Linked DNA regions of Homo sapiens: region 2 is linked to region 1. A link is an interaction called in ENCODE POLR2A ChIA-PET data of the cell type or tissue named here. Cell type or tissue: GM12878. All regions are shown on one strand.

Region 1 (4,000 bases):
GAAAAGCACATGAGTTTAGAGAGTCAGACATTCACTAAACTAATATTTATTGAGCATCTATTATATTTCAGGCATATTGTGGTTGCTGGAAAAACTAGAGTGAAAAAGACACCAAAGATCCCTGCCTTCGTGGAATTTACATTCTAATCAAGACATGTTATATTGTTTACCCAAATTAACCCAATGGTAAGGCAGCCCTGTGGTCGGTCTGTCTTCATAACTGTATCCATGGCACCTGGCATATTGTAGGTGCTTAAGACATATATGGTGTTGAATGATAAAATCAGAGCTGGGTGTCAGACACACACTTTTTGACTCCAAAGATAACACTCTTTCATAGCTGTATGCCAGAACAAATGGAAGAAATAAACTGTACTTGGGTCTGAAAAAGCTCATTATATCAGGATGAGATGGAGGCAATAGGTCTTGACAGCATGAGTAAAAATTAGGCAGAGGCAAAGAGAATACATTCAATATATTTATTCATCTGACAAATATTTGGATTTATCAGAACCTTTTCCAAGTGATAGGGCCAGAACAATGAGCAAGGAAGTCATAGTCTCTACCATTCTGGAGCTTAGAATCTAGTGAATATACAACAGGGTGCTGTGGCTGCCAAAAAAATATAAAATGCAATCTTAGCCTCCAGGGTTATGAGTGTGATGCCTCAGATGTGGGGAAGGATGAGCTCCACTGAGCTTTGCCGTGGTTAGGCTGTGCCTAGAAAACTGAACTCAGCTCTAGATACCACCACAGAGAGATACAAACCTGGATCATGTTCAGAGGAGAGTGAACTGAGTGATGAAGGGAGCAGAAACATGGAGCTCAGCAAGTGAGGAGGTAACGGGTGAGCCTCTGGAGCAAAGGCAAGTGGACAGCATAACCACCTTCAAATATGTGAAAAGCTAATGTGATGGTTATTATTTTTGCTTCCCAACTATTTCTAGCTCCCTGCCTCCTGAGCACAGACAGGTGAGGTCGTATGAATAATTCTAGCCAACAAGTCCAGAGCAGAATGGTATATACTACTTGCAAGCCAGAACATTTCAGTGCTGGTGAGACACTCTTTTTCTTCCAGTGAACGGCAATGATGAGAGGTGGTGGCTGGGCTCTGACAGCCTGGGTCCCTGAGTGATTAACATGAATAGGACCCCTAGCTTACCCTCAATGGACATTTTGAATGAGCAAGAAATACTAGTTGCTGTTATGGTTTTTATTACTGCTGTTTCATGGCGCTGAGATTACGATCGGTGTTTGTCCCTGCAGCATAACCTAGCCTATCCTGACTGATAGGCGTGCCATGTGTGGAGGGACCAGTCTGACAACATATGGCTCCCAGGGTTAGAACTAGGAGCACCTCAGGCTGTAGCAGGAGTCATAGAATGTGTTATGGCATAGCATAAAAATGAACTTTTCCACCAAGGTCCCTAAATATGTAATAGACTTCCTTTGGAGGGAAGATCACTGGACATCTTCAGTCTACAACCCTCGTTGGGGATGATGGACCTGGACCGGAGGGCTCTCCCAACCCTGAGAGGCTGGCGTACCACAGTGTGGAATGGGCTTAGCAAGCACACTATTATTGTGGCGTTTGCCCTAGGGGGCCCACTGGGGCAGGCCTGAGTTGGCTTACCATCATGTTTCCACTGGCCACATGCCAGGCCCCTGCTGCTTTCACTGTACCACACAGTCATGAATCTGTGCATAGCATTTCTGGGGGCTCAGCAGGGTGTACAAAAGGCATAGCAGCTCAGATGGCAATGAGATCAAACGAACGGCAAGGGCTCTCTCGGCCCACTCTTATGCAGAATGATAAGTAGTCCTTTGGGGCTCATGCTTGCATCATTAGCAACCTGGAGGCATTAGGAAACCTCTGAAGTTCACCCCTACTGATTTGTCCCTCATTATCCTTATTCTGCCCTCTAGGAACTAGAGCTGAGCACCTTTCCTAACAGTGCTGAATGCCAGTGTAAAGATCTGCTCTGGGGAGGTGTGTGTTCAGAGAAAGCCCCGGTAGGGGGATGAAGGAAAACATGTTTTTAGCATCAAAGACCGGGTTTGAGCACGTGCCCCCTTTTCCAATGGTTGGCTGGAGTTGGATCACACTGGCTCATGAGAGCTGATTGTGCACATCTCTTTCAAGTTAGTGCTCGGAGAGCTCACAGTGGTAGCTTAAAATTGGTTATTGTGGGAATATTTACACCATGGACATTGGTAAGTGTTAAAAGTCAGGCCTTTTTTTTTTTTTTTTTTTTTTGAGACTGGATCTCACTCTGTTGCCCAGGCTGGAGTGCAGTGGTGTGAGCCTAGCTCAATGTAGCCTCAAAGGCCTGGATTTCCTGGACTCAAGTGATCCTCCCACCTCAGCCTCCTGAGTAGCTGGAACTACAGGCTCCTGCACCATGCCCAGCTAATTTTTTTTTTTTTTTTTTTTTTTTTTTTTTGCTTTTGTAGAGATAAGCTATTGCTGTCAACTCAGGCTGGTCTTGAACTCTCTTAGCCTCAAGCGATCCTTCTTACCTGGGCCTCCCAAAGTGCTGGGATTACAGGCATGAGCCACTGCATCCGGCCAGGACTTTTATTAGTTTTATTATTTAGACAGCTTTCCAGCACAACCTTGCAAATAGGGAAATAGTGAGAAAATCATGGTCTTTGGAACCAGGCAGGACCAGGGTCACCCTGACTCTGCTCAGCTGTTGTCATTGAAGGGGGTGTGGAGATACTGAAACTTCCGTGAACCTTAGTTTCCTTGTCTGTAAAATTAAGAAACCTTAGTTTCCTTGTCTGTAAATTAATAACTAAAACCAAAATATTAACTACCTCAAAGGGTAGTGTGAGGATCAAATGCGATAATGTCCACAGATTGCTAACTAAATTAAGCTCCTTCCTTTGGGGCACATAGAGAACAACTTCCAGGGAGAAAAACAAAACACCCCTGAATTGCAGCTTTTTTGCTTTTAGCTGTGGAAAACATTCCCAGAAGCTTCGCAGCCTCGCATCCTCGTACCCCATTGGCCAGTTTAGCGTCACATGACCATCCCTAACACCAATCACTTGGCAAGGGAAAAATGACAGCCAAGCCACAGCTCCTGAGGGAGCCCTGGAGCCCCTGTTGGCGTTAGTGGGATTTTTAACGCCCCCTAGATGGTTCCAATGCGCAGTCAGAATACCGAACCAATGGCTGAGAGTCTAAGTCTCGGACAAAACCTTAGCCCCCGGGGGCTGGAGAGAGGTTCATTCTCTCCTGAAGGACAAGGATAGAGAACCAAGTCAGGGTTCCGGGAGTGTGGGATCGGGGAGGAGGAAGGATCGCTGTTTATCAGGTAATCAAAAGTGCAGACTCACTCTCCATTCCCAGCTACTGGACAATCGTGGGGCAAAGAGCTCAGTGGGAAAAATCAAAGGCATTAAAAATGGTTATTCTTAGAGATAAGGTGTATAACTATTGGAAAACAGAAATAAAGTCTTGAATTAAGCTTTGAGAAATGGTTCTATAATAGTAGGTGGGAGGGAGAGAGTTAAAAAAGCATTTGCAACTTATCTGAGAGGGTAAGACATGGCCAGTGATACTTAACTGAAGAGGACTGTTTGCCCTGTCAGTTCTGAAGCTCCTGTTACAGCACTGAGTTAAGCCCTGTGAACACAACATGTGTTTATTTATTGTAGACAAACCCTGCCACAAAGCCACAGGCACAGCACACTTCTCTGTTAGGTCTGTATCTCTTAGAATATTAGGACCCTAACTGGGATTCTAGCAACTTACTTCCTGAGGCTCAGAGCTGCCTCCTGGATTCAGAGAGCCTGTCAACAGCGTCTGCTGAGTATATAACGTGGACTGTGAGAAATATGGACTTGGAATCAGGAGACATGGATTTGAAACTTGACGCATTCATCCTGGGCCGGCTGTTAAACGCTCCCAATCCTTGTTCTCTTCCTCTATTAAATGACAATACTAATAACGATACCCACCTCATAAGATTGTGATGAAGATAAAAAAGGA
Region 2 (4,000 bases), 220 kb after region 1:
TGTGTGTGTACTCAATGTATACCCAATGTATGTTAGTTTCTTTTACCCTACATTGTGTCTGAAATCTTATTTCTGATAATAAATACTTGGGTATTCAGTTTTTCACCTAATGTTTGTGTGTTTTAACTTTTTTTTCCTTCTTATTTTACATCCAGAGATGTGAAAGGGCAGAATCATTAGCGAAAATAAAATCAAAGGCCTTTTCAGTTGTCATACAGGTAAGTTATTCTTTAATAAGGTAATTTGGAAATTGACTGCTTTTTAAATTATATTTCAATTTTTCATCAAAGTAGTAATACATGTACTTAGTTTTAAAAGTCAAATAATGCTAGAGAGATTATATAGCACAACAGTCCCCTTCTCTGCCACTTCCCACCCTTGTATTCCTAACCTTCAGAGACAGCATCTTTCACTTCTTCTCTTTTAGCAGTTTCTTCTAATATTTACCTGGAATTTTGATGCCATTTCCTTTATTGTCTTCCAGCTTCTAGTATTCCTGATTTTGGAAGGTTTTAGGTTTTGCTTTGTCCCTGGAGTTCTGAAATTTCATTTAATACATATAATGTAACTTGGTGTACATCTTTTTTGTTTATTGCCCTTGGCACTCATGGTGACCTCCTTTCAATCTGATATCCTTCAGTTCTGAAGAAGTTTCTGTATTGTTTCTTTGATACAAATATTCTTTCCTGCATCTTTTCTCTTCTTCAGCTTTTCTTATTTTTCTCTTCTATTTCCAGTCTCTGTCTCATTTTCTGTTTTCAGGGAGATTTCTTAGGCTTTTATCTTCTGAACCATTATATTGATTTAAAAAAATTTCCCCTGATATTTTTTCATTACCAGTAATTTTTTTTGTTCTCTGAATGTTTGTTTTATTTTTTTAAATGTATTTTTCTTTTTCACAGGATGCAATAACTTTTTCTCTTTAAGGATATTAACTACAGTTTTTTTTTGATGGTTCCTCCCATTTCCTTTGAGTTCTTTTTTTTCTATTTGTTTGAACTCTTTCACTTTGTTGGTTTTTTTTTTTTTTTTTGAGACAGAGTTTTGCTCTTGTTGCCCAGGCTGGAGTGCAATGGTGCAATTTTGGCTCACTGCAACCTCCGCTTCCCAGGTTCAAGTGATTCTCCTGCCTCAGCCTCTCGAGTAGCTGGGATTACAGGCATGCATCACCACGCATGGCTAATTTTGTATTTTTAGTAGAGTTGGGGGTTTCTCCATGTTCACCAGGCTGGTCTTGAACTCCCGATCTCAGGTGATCCACCTGCCTTGGCCTCCCAAAGTGCTGGGATTACAGGTGTGAGCCAGTGCACCTGGCCCATTTTGTTGGCTTTTTAAAAATGATTGAAGATCCTCAGATGTCTTTTCATATTTAAGGGTAGTCAAGAGGAGATCAGGAGCTTATCTAACCTCTAGATTTCTTTGTCTTGGAGCTAGTTATTTAGAGAGCAATCTTTCACTCCCTTGTCTAGGGGAGGAGGGTGGGAAATAAGCCCAGCTGCCAATGTTTTGGGAGCCTACAGAGAGAATCAGCCACGAGGCTCACCATTCCTTATGCAGGTTTCACTCAGCCCCTCTATTTTCAATAAGAGGCCTCATCTCCTTCCTCACCTACACCAGTTTCCTTTGAGCCCACATCCTTTCTCGTTTAGCCTCTTCAGAGAGCAGGCCTTCTGTTTTGTACAGGAGATCAGTTGCCTAGCTCTGAGGTTGAGGAATGAGACACTATTCTCTATAGATTTTCAATGCACCTGCCTGTTTTTTCAGTCCCACCTCAGCCTTCCAAAGTGCTAGGATTACAGATGTGAGCCACTGTGCCCAGCCCTTTGCCCGTTTTTTAACGGGGTGGTTTTTTGTTTGTTGAATTAATTTTCTTATAGATTATGAATATTAGACCTTTATCGAATGCAAAGTTTGTGACTATTTTCTCTCATTCTGTAGGGTTGTCTGTTTACTCTGTTGTTTCTTTTGTTGTACAGAAGCTCTGTAGTTTAATTAGGTCTCACTTTTCAATTTTTGTTGTCAACTTTGTCAACCATCAGGTGGTCGTAGGTGTGTGGCTTTATTTCTGAGTTCTCTGTCCTGTTCCATTGGTCTATGTGTCTGTTTTTGTACCAGTACCATTCTGTTTTGGTTACTGTAGTGTGTCTGTGGTTTCTGCATCCATGGATTGAACCAATTGTGGATTGAAAATATTTGAAAAAAAAAATGCATCTGTACCAAATATGTGTGGACTTTTTTCCTTGCCATTATTCCTTGAATAATATGACAATCATTTACATAGTATTAGGTATTATAAGTAATCTAGAGATGATTGAAAGTATATGGGAGGAAGTGCATAGGTTATATGCAAATACTACACAATTTTATATCAGGAATTTGAGCTTCTCTGGATTTTGGTATACGAAGGAAGTCCTGGAACTAATCCTCCATGGATACTGAGAGACAGCTATACGTGGTTGCTTTTTAAGAATTGTTGGCCGGGTGCGGTGGCTCATGCCTGTAATCCCAGCACTTTGGGAGGCCGAGGTGGGCGGATCATGAGGTCAGGAGATCGAAACCATCCTGGCTAACACGGTGAAACGCTATCTCTACTAAAAATACAAAAAATTAGCCGGGCGTGGTGGTGGGCGCCAGTAGTCCCAGCTACTCGGGAGGCTAAGGCAGGAGAATGGCGTGAACCCCGGGAGGTAGAGGTTGCAGCGAGCTGAGGTCGTGCCACTGCACTCCAGCCTGGGTGACAAAGCAAGACTCCATCTCCAAAAAAAAAAAAAAAAAAAGGACAGAAAAAAGAATTGTTAATACCTGTATTGCATATACAGCATTAACTGAAAATTCTTTGCTTAAGCAAGTAAGGGAATTCACCTACTGATGTAACAAAACAAATCCTTAGCCAGGATTGGCTAAAGATATCTGTGTCGCAGACAAAGCTATCATTAAGACTGGCCCTCCATTTTCACTGCCGTCAAGTGCTGTTTTCCTGACAGCTCCAGCCTTGCATGTTCCCAGCTTTAGCTTCCAAGGCAAGAAAGAATTTTTCCTTCTTAATAGTTAGACAATTCCAAAATAGCATTTCATTAGCCATGATACATACCACATACCCCGCCTGCTTGCCTCCCCACTCCCAACAAATTACCCTGGCCATGGGGATGTTAAACTCATTGTGGCCAGATCTGGGCCACATGGCCAAACCTGGAGCCAAGCGTGAAGTACTTCTACTTGGAATGCGTGGTAGTGCCTAAGGGAAATAAATTTATTAGAAGATGCCTCTACACCTTTGTTGCCTAACCATGCCAGATAATAGAACAACTTCATTTTAAGCCCATGTGAGTAGATGATGATGACAGCTGCAGGAAACTTCATGTTATAAAAATAAGAGACTATTTACATGACACAGGTAGTTATAGTAAGCCAGCCAGGGGTAATAGTAAAGTACTTTATGACAGATATTTCTGTAAATCTTTCCTCATCTTTGATTGTACATTTTGTCTTCCTCTCAATTTTATCATTTGGATTCATTTTATAATTTATTGGTTAATTGGATTGTAACTCTTAAGGCATCCAAATCAAGAAGGCATCGTCAAGTCAAACTCGACTCTTCTGACTCTGATTCTGCATCTGGTCAAGGGCAAGTCAAAGCAACTAGGAAAAAAGAGAAGAAAGAAAGATTGAAACCAGCAGGAAGGAAGATGTCTCTCAGAAACAAAGGTAACTTTTTAAAGTCTTACTAAGATTCAACAAAGGAGAATGGGTTTTATTTACAACTTTGCCTCATGTTTATTTCCTTGTTAAGAAGGATTAGATACTTGTTTGAGAACATTTTTGTGAGATTTAATATTAAAAATAAATTCTGTTAGATTCTTGGAATCTTATTGCTTGAAAGGGATCCTAGGAATCATATCAAATGTATCGTTTTATAGATGATGAAATTTTGGCCTGGCCGGGTGCTATGGCTCATGCCTGTAATCCCAGCACTTTGAGAGGCCTAGGTGGGCGGATCACT

What was found. ChIA-PET counts read pairs that join two places held together with the same protein. Peaks named below come from ENCODE experiments on the same cell type or tissue, not always from the same donor. Only the 100,000 strongest peaks of a DNase experiment are listed, where the experiment ranks them.
Region 2: POLR2A ChIA-PET joins it to region 1 with 5 read pairs; 14 of 35 experiments call an interaction of 5 or more read pairs at or near these places.

Annotation. Positions count from the first base shown.
Region 1 is chr14:61,556,774-61,560,773 of GRCh38, forward strand. It overlaps LINC01303 (long intergenic non-protein coding RNA 1303), which reads right to left. Exons shown (of 5, transcript NR_110416.1): 4 at 3,970-4,000. Among named protein-coding and RNA genes, the nearest start is that of LINC03033, 12 kb to the right of the region's middle. In GM12878, no CTCF peak of the experiment used is centred here; no DNase peak of the experiment used is centred here.
Region 2 is chr14:61,778,693-61,782,692 of GRCh38, forward strand. It overlaps SNAPC1 (small nuclear RNA activating complex polypeptide 1), which reads left to right. Exons shown (of 10, transcript NM_003082.4): 7 at 156-218; 8 at 3,555-3,705. Among named protein-coding and RNA genes, the nearest start is that of SNAPC1, 18 kb to the left of the region's middle. In GM12878, no CTCF peak of the experiment used is centred here; a DNase peak (open chromatin) is centred at 1,658; H3K27ac peaks cover 728 bases.